Linked DNA regions of Homo sapiens: region 1 is linked to region 2. The links are chromatin loops, found by intact Hi-C in ENCODE. Cell type or tissue: endothelial cell of umbilical vein. All regions are shown on one strand. Each heading gives the region's core, and the rest is flanking DNA. Links, peaks and the distances in the headings are about the cores only.

What was found. Hi-C counts contacts between places; a loop is a spot of excess contacts. Peaks named below come from ENCODE experiments on the same cell type or tissue, not always from the same donor. Only the 100,000 strongest peaks of a DNase experiment are listed, where the experiment ranks them.
Region 1: it touches region 2 in a loop (2.5-fold over the local background); 2 of 110 quality-filtered maps call a loop at or near these places.

The regions. Positions count from the first base shown.
Region 1 is chr6:54,428,725-54,435,111 of GRCh38, reverse strand. No RefSeq gene overlaps it. Among named protein-coding and RNA genes, the nearest start is that of TINAG-AS1, 64 kb to the right of the region's middle. In endothelial cell of umbilical vein, for the core only: no CTCF peak of the experiment used is centred there; a DNase peak (open chromatin) is centred at 3,461; H3K27me3 peaks cover 426 bases.
Region 2 is chr6:54,288,042-54,294,428 of GRCh38, reverse strand. No RefSeq gene overlaps it. Among named protein-coding and RNA genes, the nearest start is that of TINAG, 17 kb to the left of the region's middle. In endothelial cell of umbilical vein, for the core only: no CTCF peak of the experiment used is centred there; DNase peaks (open chromatin) are centred at 2,468 and 3,078; H3K27ac peaks cover 2,848 bases.

The DNA of each region.
Region 1 (6,387 bases), core at 416-5,415, 140 kb before region 2:
CTTAAAAACCTATGAAAGAGCTACCATATGATCCAACAATCCCACTGCTGGGTATATACCCCAAAGCAAGGAAATCAGCATATTGAAGAGATATCTGCACTCACATGTTGAAGCACTGTTCACAATAGCTAAAATTGGGAAGAGACTTAAGTGTCCATCAACAGATAAATGGATAAAGAAAATGTAGTACATACAGACAATGGAGTACTATTAAGCCATTAAAAGAAATGCGATTCAGTCATTTTCAACAACGTAGAAGGAACTGGAGATCATTATGTTACATAAAATAAGCCAGGCACAGAAAGACAAACATCACATGTTCTCACTTATTTGGGGGACCTGAAAATCAAAACAATTTAACTCATGGATGTAGAGAGAAGAATGGTAACCAGAGTTGGGGAGGGTAGTTGTGGTTGGCTGGGAGGCAGGAATTGTTAATCGGTATGAAAACACAGAATAATAACACCTACTATTTGATAGCACAACAGGGTGACTTTAGTCAGTAATAGCTTAATCATACATAAAATAGCTAAAGTAATGTAATTGGATTGTTTGTAACACAAAGGATAAATGCTTGAGGGGATGGATAATCCATTCTCCATGTTGTGCTTATGTCACACTGCATGCCTGTATCAAAACATCTCATGTACCCCATAATTATATATACCTACTATGTACCCACACAAATTAAAAATTAAAAAAATTAAAAACAGACAGTGAGGAAATTTTTTAAAATACCAATAATTACTACACTGGGAAAGTAAGAAAAGATGTTTTATCTATGAAACACAAACAGGATGTTAATTTTTCAAAGGAGGGTATCCAAATCATAAGAACTAGGTTCTGGAAAATAAAAATATGAGAGAACAAGTTCAATAGGAGAAGTAGAGCAAATAAATAACAACAGAAATACAGGGATGAAAATAACAGAAAAAAGTAATATTATTACAAGATTAGAACACTCAATATGCATTAGTATTGCCAGAAATTATCAAATAAATAATTTAAACAGTTTTTCAGAACTGATGGATATGTTTCCAAAATGAATAGGGCCCACTGAGTGACCAGCACAGTGAAAAAAGACCCACTTTAATAGACATCATCACTAAAATTAACAGGACTAAACATAAATAGAACTGGAACACTTCCAGAGAGAGAGAAAAAAAGTGAGTTCACATTTAAAATACTTTACAACAGAAGAACACAATTTCTCAGCAACATCAGAAGCTTAAAGAAAATTGAACAAGGTATTCTTTATTTTCTGCATGAATTGCAAATTCTGAGAGTCATGTTAAAGATTCCCACTAGGATTTTCATGTTGCTAGTTTCTCTTTGTGTAGCTACCAGTTTTGCCTTGACTGTTTTGATCCTATTTTCTTTGTTATATAAAGTTTTATCTATCATTTCTTCATGGTTTGTTTTACCTTGGATTTTTCATTATATTATATATTCTTCTTATCCTTTTAAAATCATTGTATATTGAATTCAACTTTAATATTAGTCAGATCACCTCTATTCTGCAATTTAGTACATTTTTTAGAAGTTTTGCCACTTCATAATTTCCAATAGCCGGATTCTTTTATTTTAGAAATGTATTATGAATACTAAAAATATTTAAATATATTTGACCATATATTTCTCTGGCAATGTCAAAAACTGAAAAGTGTCCATGATAGTTCACATACTCCCCACCTCCCACCAAAAATTAATGAGAGCTTTAATTTTAAGTTTCATAATAAAGTGTTCCTATTGACTTATTAAAAAAAAAGAACCATGAAAATATTTCAGAAAGTGGGAAAAATATCTTATTATTGTTTTAGAATAATGATTCTGGAACTAATGAGTATACATTGTACATTTGAGAACTGTTTTCGGAGGGTGCGGCAATTCTTGCTAAGTAGTGATTGTAATAGTTAGAGGTGAGATGATAATTACTTGACCTAAGGCAGTTCGAGTGGGAATTGAGAGATGATTAATTGGATAATAGGCCAAAGAAGGTGGAGGTGGGAGGCTGCCTAAGATGATGTTGGGATTTCTATCTTGGTTAACTGCGGGATGATAATGGCATTAATTATCATAGAAAATGATAGCAAAAGATAATGTTGTTCATATGTTGATTTGAAGTGTCTCAGGAACCAGCACTTTGCCTTACAGATTCAAATAGAGGCTACTAAAGTAATGAATCGGTCTTAATGTAAAACTTTCCTCTAGTCCTCCCTTGACCTAGTACCTGGATTCAGTAACTAGACTTTTACCCAACTGATCCTGTTACTAAATACCCATTAGACTTTTCTCCAATTCTGAAGATTAAGATGCTTCCTTTATGCTTCCTTCTTCAGAGTTCATAGAAAATATGCTACCTATTAATCTCTGATATGGTCTGAGTGTTTTTGTGTCCCCCAAATTCATGTTGAATTCCTAACGTCTTAGGTGATAGGGTTAAACAACAAAAATATAGTGATAGTATTAATGTGAGAGTATTAAGAGGTGGGCCTTTTGGATGTGATCAGGGGGATCTGCCCTCAGGAATGGGATTATTGCCCTTATAAAGAAGCCTGAGAGAGCTTGTTTGCCACTTTCACCACATGAGGACACAGTGAAAAAATATCATCTGTGAACCAGGAAATGGGTTTTACCTAACAACAAATCTGCCAGTAACTTGGTCTTGGGCTTCTCAGCCTCTAGAACTGTGAAAAATAAATTTTTGTTGTTCAGAAGCTACCCAGTCTAGGATGTTTTCTTATAGCAGCTGAAATGGACTAAAAAATCTCCTAATCCTAACTCCTCATTTTTATGGATCTCTTGTTATCTCCTGACCAGTATCAGTTAAGATTCTTGGATGTAAGCAACAGAAGCCAACTTGAGCTAACATATGGTATTCAGTAACATGATAATAATAGGTACCATAAAGACTAAGTAGAAAAGCCAGAAAATCAGATTTAGGAAAGGGTCAGACCCCAACGGAGGCTGTGCAGTGAGAACCACATCCCAGAACCAATAAAGGGTTGATTAGAAACCAGTTTCTGTTCTGCTGCCATGATGCTGCAGAATACTGCAGCCACTGACACGGAGACTTGGAATCCCTGCTCCAGGGGGCTGATGCCAATATTGCTCTGTGAATATTATCTAACTGACTTGCATCTTTCCCTCCAGGTCCAAATGCCCTGAAAGGTGTGTGTTGTGGCTATGCCTAGGCCACATATTCTTGTCTTTGATGTCAGGTATGGGAATAAAGATGACTACCCTTCTTTCACTTCCTTAGTGAAAGGAGCACACTGTGTCCCACTAAATTATTCAACAAGTACTTTTTGAGTATATGCTGTGCACCAGTTCTAAGCACTGGGATACAGTCGTGATCAAAATAAACCCAAATCCCTGTCCTCATAGACTTGTAGGCTGACAATGAAAGGAAGTTTTTGGCATATTATTGCCTAAAGCTTGTTTTCCAATCTGCTATGAATTAGTGTTGGCAAAGATTCAAACTCCAAACAAATGACTGATTTCCTGAAATCTATGTTTCCTAAAAACTGGGGTCAGCTGCAGGGTTTGAGACACTATCTAATAATGTCCTAAAAGTTTGGAAAACCTAAAAAGCAGCCATTTCGTTCCTCAGCTTGTCACTTAAAACAAGTTTAGCCCCCTTGACTCCCAACTCAATGTTTCATGTCAATCCTATGCTTCTGTTTAACTTGTATGATATGATTACAGTTTGAACGGGCCAGAAGTATTTCTTTTGAATCTTTGACAATTTTTTAGTTCTTATTTTATATGTACAGGCAAATTCTCAAATATTCTACAAACGGATCCTTACCTATGTAGGCTCAAGTCTAGAGCTTCCTGTGGGAGAAACTCTCAGCCATCTCTCACTCAATCCTCCAAGTGGAAAGAAAAGTGCAGTTGGTGTGTTAATCACTTCAGAATATTCAGGGTCCTTTACACAGTTATAAGAGATGTGAACACTTAAATATTATGTGCAAGGGTTTCTAATCCCAGTCCCCTGCAACACAAAAAGAGGGAAGCTGAGGGGCTTGATGCTGAAATCCATAATTAGCAATGAAATATCCCACAAAAAATGATATAATGAAGGAGATTCAAGTATAGACTTAGTCATAGTAATAATACTTCAAATGTTTAAGGGATGAGCAGCCACTGGAGACTGGACTATGAGCCTAACCAGCATGGATACTATGATGGTTAATACTGAGTGTCAACTTGGTTGGATTGAAGGATGCAAAGTATTGATCCTGGGTGTGTCTGTGAGGGTGTTGCCAAAGGAGACTAACATTTGAGTCAGTGGACTGGGGAAAGCAGACCCACCCTTAATCTGGAGGGCACCAACTAATCAGCTGCCAGTGAATATAATGCAGGCAGAAAAACGTGAAAACGCAAGACTGCCCTAGCCTCCCAGCCTACATTTTTCTCCCATGCTGGATGCTTCCTGCCCTCAAACATCAGACTCCAATTTCTTCAGTTTTGAGACTCGAACTGGCTCTCCTTGCTCTTCAAGCTTGCGGACAGCCTGTTGTGGGACCTTGTGATCATGCCAGTTAATATTTAATAAACTCGCCTTTATGTGTGTGTATGTGTGTGTGTATATATATGTATATGTGTATATATATGTATATGTATATGTGTATATATATGTGTGTGTATATATGTGTGTGTGTATTATATATATATATATATAAAATATACACACACACACATATATATATATATACCCTATTAGTTCTGTCCCTCTAGGGAACCCTGACTGGTACAGAGACTTTGTCTATATGGGGAAAAGCATTCCAATTTTGAAGCAATTCAATTTACAAATGAATTTCTGGAAGGCAGTCTTTCACCATTCTTCTTTTCAAGACTGGTCTTACAAAAGTTCTTGCCCTTACAAAACAACCAAACCCTTCAAAAGGAGAAAATAAGTGTTTCCCAGGTCCAGATGTCAAAATAACAGCAAAGTCTCAAACTGTGACTAAACCTCGTCACAGAAGAAAATATCAGTCTCCTAGGAAACCTACATGAGCCAGAATTGTCATCACTCTTTAACTGCTGAAGATATTTATATACAGCTCACAAATTTTCACCTACAGTAAAATATTACTTTGAAAACCTTTATAAGCTACTAAAAAACAAGGTAAAATTTAAATACTGAGTGTATTTATCCATTAATTTATTAAACAATTAATTATGGAGAGCCAACTACAGGCTAGGAACTGTTCTGGCTGAGTGTACAGCACTAACGATACTGACCAAGCCTTTGCTTTCTAGAGCTAACAGTAAATGGAGAAAAAATAAAGCAGACTTCAAGAATGAGGAGGCATAAGTTAGGGGTGCCACATTAGATAAGGGGAAAAGAGAAGGTGTCTCAGAGATGACACTGGAGCAGAGACTTGTGAAATGAAGGAGGAAGCCAGGGGGCCAAACAGATGTCATAAAGGGATGGAGAGAGTAGGCCACATGAAAGCTCTGTAGCACTCACACCTTTGGTGCATGTGACGCTGATAGTTATTGAGATCCAACTGGTGTAGCTCTAGCACAGTGAGTGAGCAGGAGGAGGCAGACATCTCACCTGGGGACATAACAGGGCCAGAGCATTCAGGGCTGTATAGATACAGTAAGGACTTGGGATTCATTCTAAGTGAAATGGGAAGTATGTCAGTGGAGTTTCAACATCTAAGCAACAGAATCTGACTTTCTTTTAAAAGGCACCACTCTGATACCTCTGTGCAGAGATGTGAAAGATCTCCTAAGATGTGAGAATATTCCTGTAAAACAATGCTATGATTTGCTAGTTAGTTATCATGATTAATTAGTTAATTAATTTTGTTGATCTTCCCTTTTGCACATTTTTGGCATGAGGGATCGCAAAGCTTACATGATGTTCTGTTGATGCCAACAATAAGGTGAAGTGTCTTTTTTTTTCCAAACTGTCTTTGATGTAATTATTTTTTATTATCCCAAAATTCTGGTGCTTGAACTCTAGACCTGACCTGGTTTTAAATAAGTTAACAGGAAAAAATAACCACAAAATTCTGTGGTATGAATACAGTCCTTCTAAATACTAGATGTCTCTTATAAATCCTGATGCAACAAAGAGCATTTTTCTTTGCATTCAACTCTGAAAAAGCATCAGAAATACTGCTGACTTGTGATCTGAAAGGGAAAGAATAAAAGATCAACAGATAAAGAAGAGATACTTTCTAAAAGCTTCAGTAGACATGGGAGGGGCCCTCTATCTTTTGCGTGTGGATCTGCCCTTCAACAATCAGTTCACCAGACGGTCTGACTGAAACTCTTAGAGCTTAGTTCCTGGGATGGATCATAAAACACAGGTCTAAATTTATTAGCCTTAACATTCTACTGGCCACAGTGATTGGTTCAGAGGAG
Region 2 (6,387 bases), core at 484-5,483:
TTCAAGAATTTCAGAATATAATTGTGAGTATTAACAGTAGAATCAACCAAGCTGAGGAAGGAATCTCAGCACTTGAAGGCCAATTCTCCAAAATAACTGTCAGATAAAAATAATGAAAAAACAATAAAGAAGAACAAAACCTCCCAGAAATATGGGACTATGTAAAGAGACCAAATCTATGACTCATTGGCATCCCTGAAAGACGGGGAGATAAACTAGACAGCTTGGAAAACATATTTCAAGATTTCATTCATGAAAATTTCCCCAACCTTGCTAGACAGGCCAACATTCAAATTCAGGAAATGCAGAGAACCCCTGTGCAATACTACATAAGAAGACCATCTTCAAGACACATAGTCATCAGATTCTTCAAAGTTTAAATGAGAGAAAAAAGGCACCCAGGTAGAAGGGGCAGGTCACCTACAAAGGGAACCCCATCAGGCTAACAGTGGACCTTTCAGTAGTAACCTAAAAGCCAGAAGAGATTGTGGGCCTATATTCAGCATTCTTAAAGAAAAGAAGTCCCAACAAATAATGTCATATCCAGGCAAACAAAGCTTCTTAAACAAAGCAGAAATATTTCAGACAAGCAAATGCTAAGGAAATTTGTTACCTCCATACCTACCTTACAAGAAGTCTTGAAGGGAATGCTAAACATAGAAAGGAAAGACTATTACCAGCCACTACAAAAATACACTGAAATGCAGAGACCAGTGACACTATAAAGCAACCTCCCATACAAATCTGCATAATAACCAACTAACGACATAATAGGATCAAATCCACATATATTAACACTAACCTTCAATGTAAATGGGCTAAATGCCCCAATTAAAAATCACAGAGTGGCAAGATGAATAGAGAAACAAGACCCATGGGTATGCTGTCTTCAACAGTCTCTCTCATATACACTGACACCCATAGGCTGAAAGTGAAGGGATGGAGAAAAATCTACCAAGCAAATGGAGAACAGAAAAACAGCAGAGATTGTTACTTTAATTTCAGACAGAACAGACTTTAAACCAACAAAAATCAAAAAACATAAGGAAGGGCATTACATAATGGTAAAGGGCTCCATTCAATAAGAAGACCTAACTATCATAAATATGTATACACCTAACACAGGAGCACTCACATTCATAACACAAGTTCTTAGAGACCTATGAAGAGACTTAGATAAGTACACAATGACAGTGGGAAGACTTTAATACTCCACTGACTGTATTAGGTAGATGATTGAGGCAGAAAACTTAACAGATATCCATAACTTGAACTTGACACTTGACCAAATAGACCTAATAGATGTCTGCAGAACTCTACACCCCAAAACAACAGAATGTACATTCTTCTCATGTGCACATTGCAGATACTCTAAAATTGACCACACAATTGTACATAAAATAATCCTCAGCAAATTCAAAATCATAGGAACAGAAAACCAAATACCACATGTTCTCACTTACAAGTGGGAGCTAAACATTGAGTGCATAGGACACAAAGTAGGGAACAACAGATACCAGGGCCTGCTTGAGGGTGAAAGAAGGGAGGAGGATGAAGATCAAAAAACTACCCATCAGGGACTATGTTTATCACCTGGGTGATGAAATAATCTGTACACTAAACCCCAGTTACATGCAATTTACCTATACAACAAATCTGTACATGTACCCCCTGAAACTAAAATGAACGTTAAAAAAAAAGAAAATCAATGTAATTCACCACATTAACAGAATAAAGAACAAATGTGTAAATAAGATCAGACACTTTCTCAATGATCTCTACACAAGTGAAAGGGAACTCATGGCATGTGATAACAGCATCTATTGCCTTGTCACTTGTTTTAATGCGAGAATTTGAAGGGGCTTTCAGCCTATGGAATCATCACTAACTTGGGGGAATCATCCCATATTTATGTCATCAGCACACTCTCAATGCTTAAAAACCCTTTCATTTGCAAACTCATAATCTCACTCCAGCACTCCTAATCCAGTGTTTTTCATGCTGGCTGAAGATTAGAATCACCTGGAAGTAAAAATTATAAAAAATAAAAATTAAGCTCTTCTCTATATCTCATCTTAAGAATCTATGATTTCATTTGTATAGAACAAGATGAAATAAGTTGAAAAACAACTATTGCAGTTACTCAAAAATTTCATTTTTCCAGTCTCTTTTTCCTCATCTCTTCCCTATTAATTTCAATAGTACAGACACAGGGCCTTCCTGTATAATGTCATGATTTGTGATATGTCATTTGGATTTATTCTTATTGAAAAATGAGTTATCCCATACACTTGTACAACAGCTATTCATTTCCTCATCACTTTTAACTTATAAAAATTATCACTATTTTCCATCCCACCATGCCTTTTCTTCCTGGCACTTATTTTGTACTTATCAAGCACGGAGTCGTAGGAGGTGTTTCTTGAGTCATAGCTGCTCTCCATGTGTCAGTTTTAAGGTCATTTGCATTAAATTACCTTAACTACCCTGAAAGTAACACATGGAGAGCAGCTTCCTATGACTCAAGAAACCACAATGACTAAAATAACCTAACATTATTAGTAACCCATTTATTGGTGGTGAGCACTTTTAATTGTCATCTAATTTTACTCAAATAGTGAGACTTCATAAATTGAAAATACATAAATTGAAAAGCTTCCATACCAGATACATAATAGGCACTCAATATATATTAGTTTCCTCTCCAAATTATTTCCTGGATTTGCCCCTCCCTTTCCAATCATTCACCTTTGGATAATAAGAGCATTAAACAGATCTTGTGTAATCTTAAATTCTAATTCTCAGAGGGCTATTAATATTCAGCAATCATATTTCTTCCTTTTGTAGAATAAAAAAATCATTTGTATTCATGAGTAGGAATCCTCAGGGTATTCACATCCCATTTGCTCACAGAGATGATGATAACAACCCATTCAAAAATGTTGATGTTCAATCAGAACAGAATGAGGAAAATGAGATGAAACACACTACATGAGACGGATGCACCTGGGTTGAGGAAAGCATGATGGTCCAGACAAGGACAGGGCTCCTTGTTTCTCACCAGAAGCAGGCAACTTTGGGCATGTTATTACAGAGATGGTATGTCCTTTCCTACCCTCCATGAGGCAGGAACCATAGCTGACTGGGAAAGCTGACTCATTTTGAGCAGCTGCTCTAGTGAACACCAGAAGAGAGAAAGGAGAAGTGTTTCCACTCTCACAAGCAAATAAAGTGAGAATGAAGACTAATACATTTTCTAAAACGTTTCAGAGCCCCAAGGACCAAAAAAATAGGGATGGGGGGGCGGTGGAGATGTGTATTCCTTACATTACAGAGAGATATAAATAACATGTCTGAAATGATCTCATTTAAAACAGTGTGGTCAAGAAGAGAGAGTTTGGGATTTTGAATCCGAAAATTGAATGTGGGTTCTGGCATTAGCCTTATCTTTTGATGTACTCTTTTTAGAGGTTATTTATCTTTTTTTGACTCAGTTTATGGGTGAAATGATAATAAGTATACTGGTTGAGTATATTTTCTCACATTTAGGTTATTCGTATGAAGGACATCCACAGTTTAGACCACTAAATTAGGTTGAGCCAAACACAACGTACTTCCTTGTTTCTGCATCTCTTGCACCATGGTGCAAAACTCGTGCTGCTGAACTCAGAGTCTTAGTTTAGGCATCTAACAACTAACTGTTAAGCAGTAACACACACATTTATCTGAACAGGAATAGGCAACAGCTCAAGCACAATGCAAGCTGAATTCATTTTAGATTCTGTCATATTTTTATCCCCCCAAAACAACAGAATCTGCAGAATATGAAGTCTGGTTCAATCATATAAAATTTCCATTACCGAATACCTTTTACATCTTCTGTTTCTAAAGTAACAACATTCAGATTTGTACAATAGTGTACTAGTTTATTTTACATTTGTGTAACCAAAAAGCCCCTTTAGATTAACTTTTGAAAACAACTCTTAATTTGAGTTTGAGAGATCACTTCAAGGGAGACAGAAGCTAGGTGCAGATTTTTACTACTTGTTTGGCTTCTCTGCTCTTCTATGAGGTTGAAGTTGGCTCCTCTACTTTTCAAGCAGGGAACCCTGATGCCTCACAATCTCAGGAGGTGGGGGGGGAAAAGAAAGTGGCTTTATAATGTATGGTGATATTTAGGTTCACTTGCATAGTAAATGCAATTTTTAAAGCAAAGGGCAAAGCTTGCTGGAATTCCATTGCTTTCTTAAAAAGAAAAAATTCCCAGATCATTTTACATCTGAGTGTTTAGAATCATCCCTCACATGGCTTCACTTATGGATTATGATATTTCTAAAAAATTTTGTCTCTAGTCTAGATTGTGCTTAGAATTCTTCACCCATATTTTTAACTGCATACTGGACACGTCCACTTAAATATTTTTCAGTTATCTTAAATTCAACATTTCTAAAACTGAATTCACATTTTGCCCTTTCCACTCCCCTTCTTTTTTGTCCCCAAACACACACAGACACACACACACACACACACACACACACACGACATGCATACAAATTCCTTCTATGTTTCAGTATTTCTTGGAATAGGCTAACCTTATTCTGCGAGAACAAGTAACTCCAAAATCTCAAAAGCATAGTATATAAATTTTATTTCTAGCTCATACAAGGTCTTCTCTTGACTGAGCAACAATTCAAAGCAGCTGTGCTCCAGGGGGTTACTCAGGGTTCCCAGCCATTTTGATTCTGTGACTCTACAATCTGAACATACGGTCTCCCTGCTTCTTGCCAAAGAAGAAAAGGACTGAAGAATGGTATAGGAATTTCCATCACTTCATCCCAGAAGTAACACGTGTCACTTCCACTTCCACTGAGTGGTTTCTCCCAACTGCCATGGTGTTGCCAAGTATAGTTTTCCATGTGCCAGAAAGAAAGAATAGGAAACAAAAACTACATAGCATTGTATTTGGCCGAGTTTCCTATTTCAGATTCCCGGTTCAGAATCTGTGATTTTTATCCATCTTTCTTATCAATCCACATCCAATAAAATACCACTGATAAGTGGATACCATTATTCTGCTTTTTCTATGTCTCCTTAATTAGCCTACCTTTCTTCATTGCCACCTTCACTTAAATTCATACTCTCATTATGTCTCTTTTTGATGATTGCAACAACTTTTACCAGGTCTCCCTACTTTCCCTACAATCAATTATCGACACAGCAGCGATAGTGATCTTTTAAAAGTACAAACACGATCATATTGATTTATCTCCTTCTTAAAACCCTTCAGGAACTCCCCTTTGCTTTAAAAAAAATGTCAAAACCTGTAACTGTGATTTATAAGGCCTTTTATTCCCTGTTATGTGCTTCCTTCTCTGACTTCATCTACTGCAAATGCATACGTTGTAGTGAGTGGTGTGCTGTGCCACCCAGACTCCCATCCAAGTCAGGCCTACATTTCTCCAGCCACCGGATGTTGCTAGTGGCTGATGGCTCACAGCTGAAACCCTTTTCTGAGAAGTGCCATCAACCAAAAGAAACTCTCTCACCCATTATTACTCTATCCTGGACTTTTATCCAAGGCAAGTGGAGGATAAAAAGGACTTCCGCTCACCTCAGTTTGGGACAAATGTAAAAGGCCATCCCAGCTCCAGAACTCACTATAAGGGTTGCTGAGATCTCTATTGTAACTGTATCCCAGGCCAACTTCTCCCACTGTCCAACCCTGTCTTCTTTACTCCCTGATGAATGTTGTCCTTGGACAACTTCCAGATAACCTTCTCCACTGAAATCTCTGTCCTAGAGTCTGTTTCCTGGGGAACCCAAGAGGTGCCTTGCTGTCCGTGCTACAACCATTTGAAATACAGCACCCAAATCATGTTTGTGTGTTTGTTCCTGTCCAGACATTTGCATGCATGGTATCTGAGTCCTGGAAGTCCAATCCCACTTTCCTAACTTCATTTAGGTCATTCCTACTTATCCTTTAGGGCTGGGCTTAAACATCACATCCACAAAGAAGCCCTCTCATCAATCTCATATTAGGCACTACATGTATATCCTCTCTCCCTCATCCCTGCTCAGACTCAGAGCAATTCATTCTTCTTGTCAAATTACATTATAACTTTCTGTGTAGTGGGGTCATGAATATCCTCGGATATGCAATGAAAATTCATTTAGGGTGATATAATGGATGCATGATTAAAATCTGTGACCCCAGTTATTTGACTCAGGCTCAAAGCCCAGAATACTTAACCCCTTCTTTCTGAACACAGGCCTCTGCTTGCTCTCCAAGCTCATTGGCACCACTGATTGACCTAAGAAACTCTAGGTCACCTGAATTCTGAACGTCATCCTTGGGAGTCCAGAGGGCTACCTGGCTTCCTTCTACTG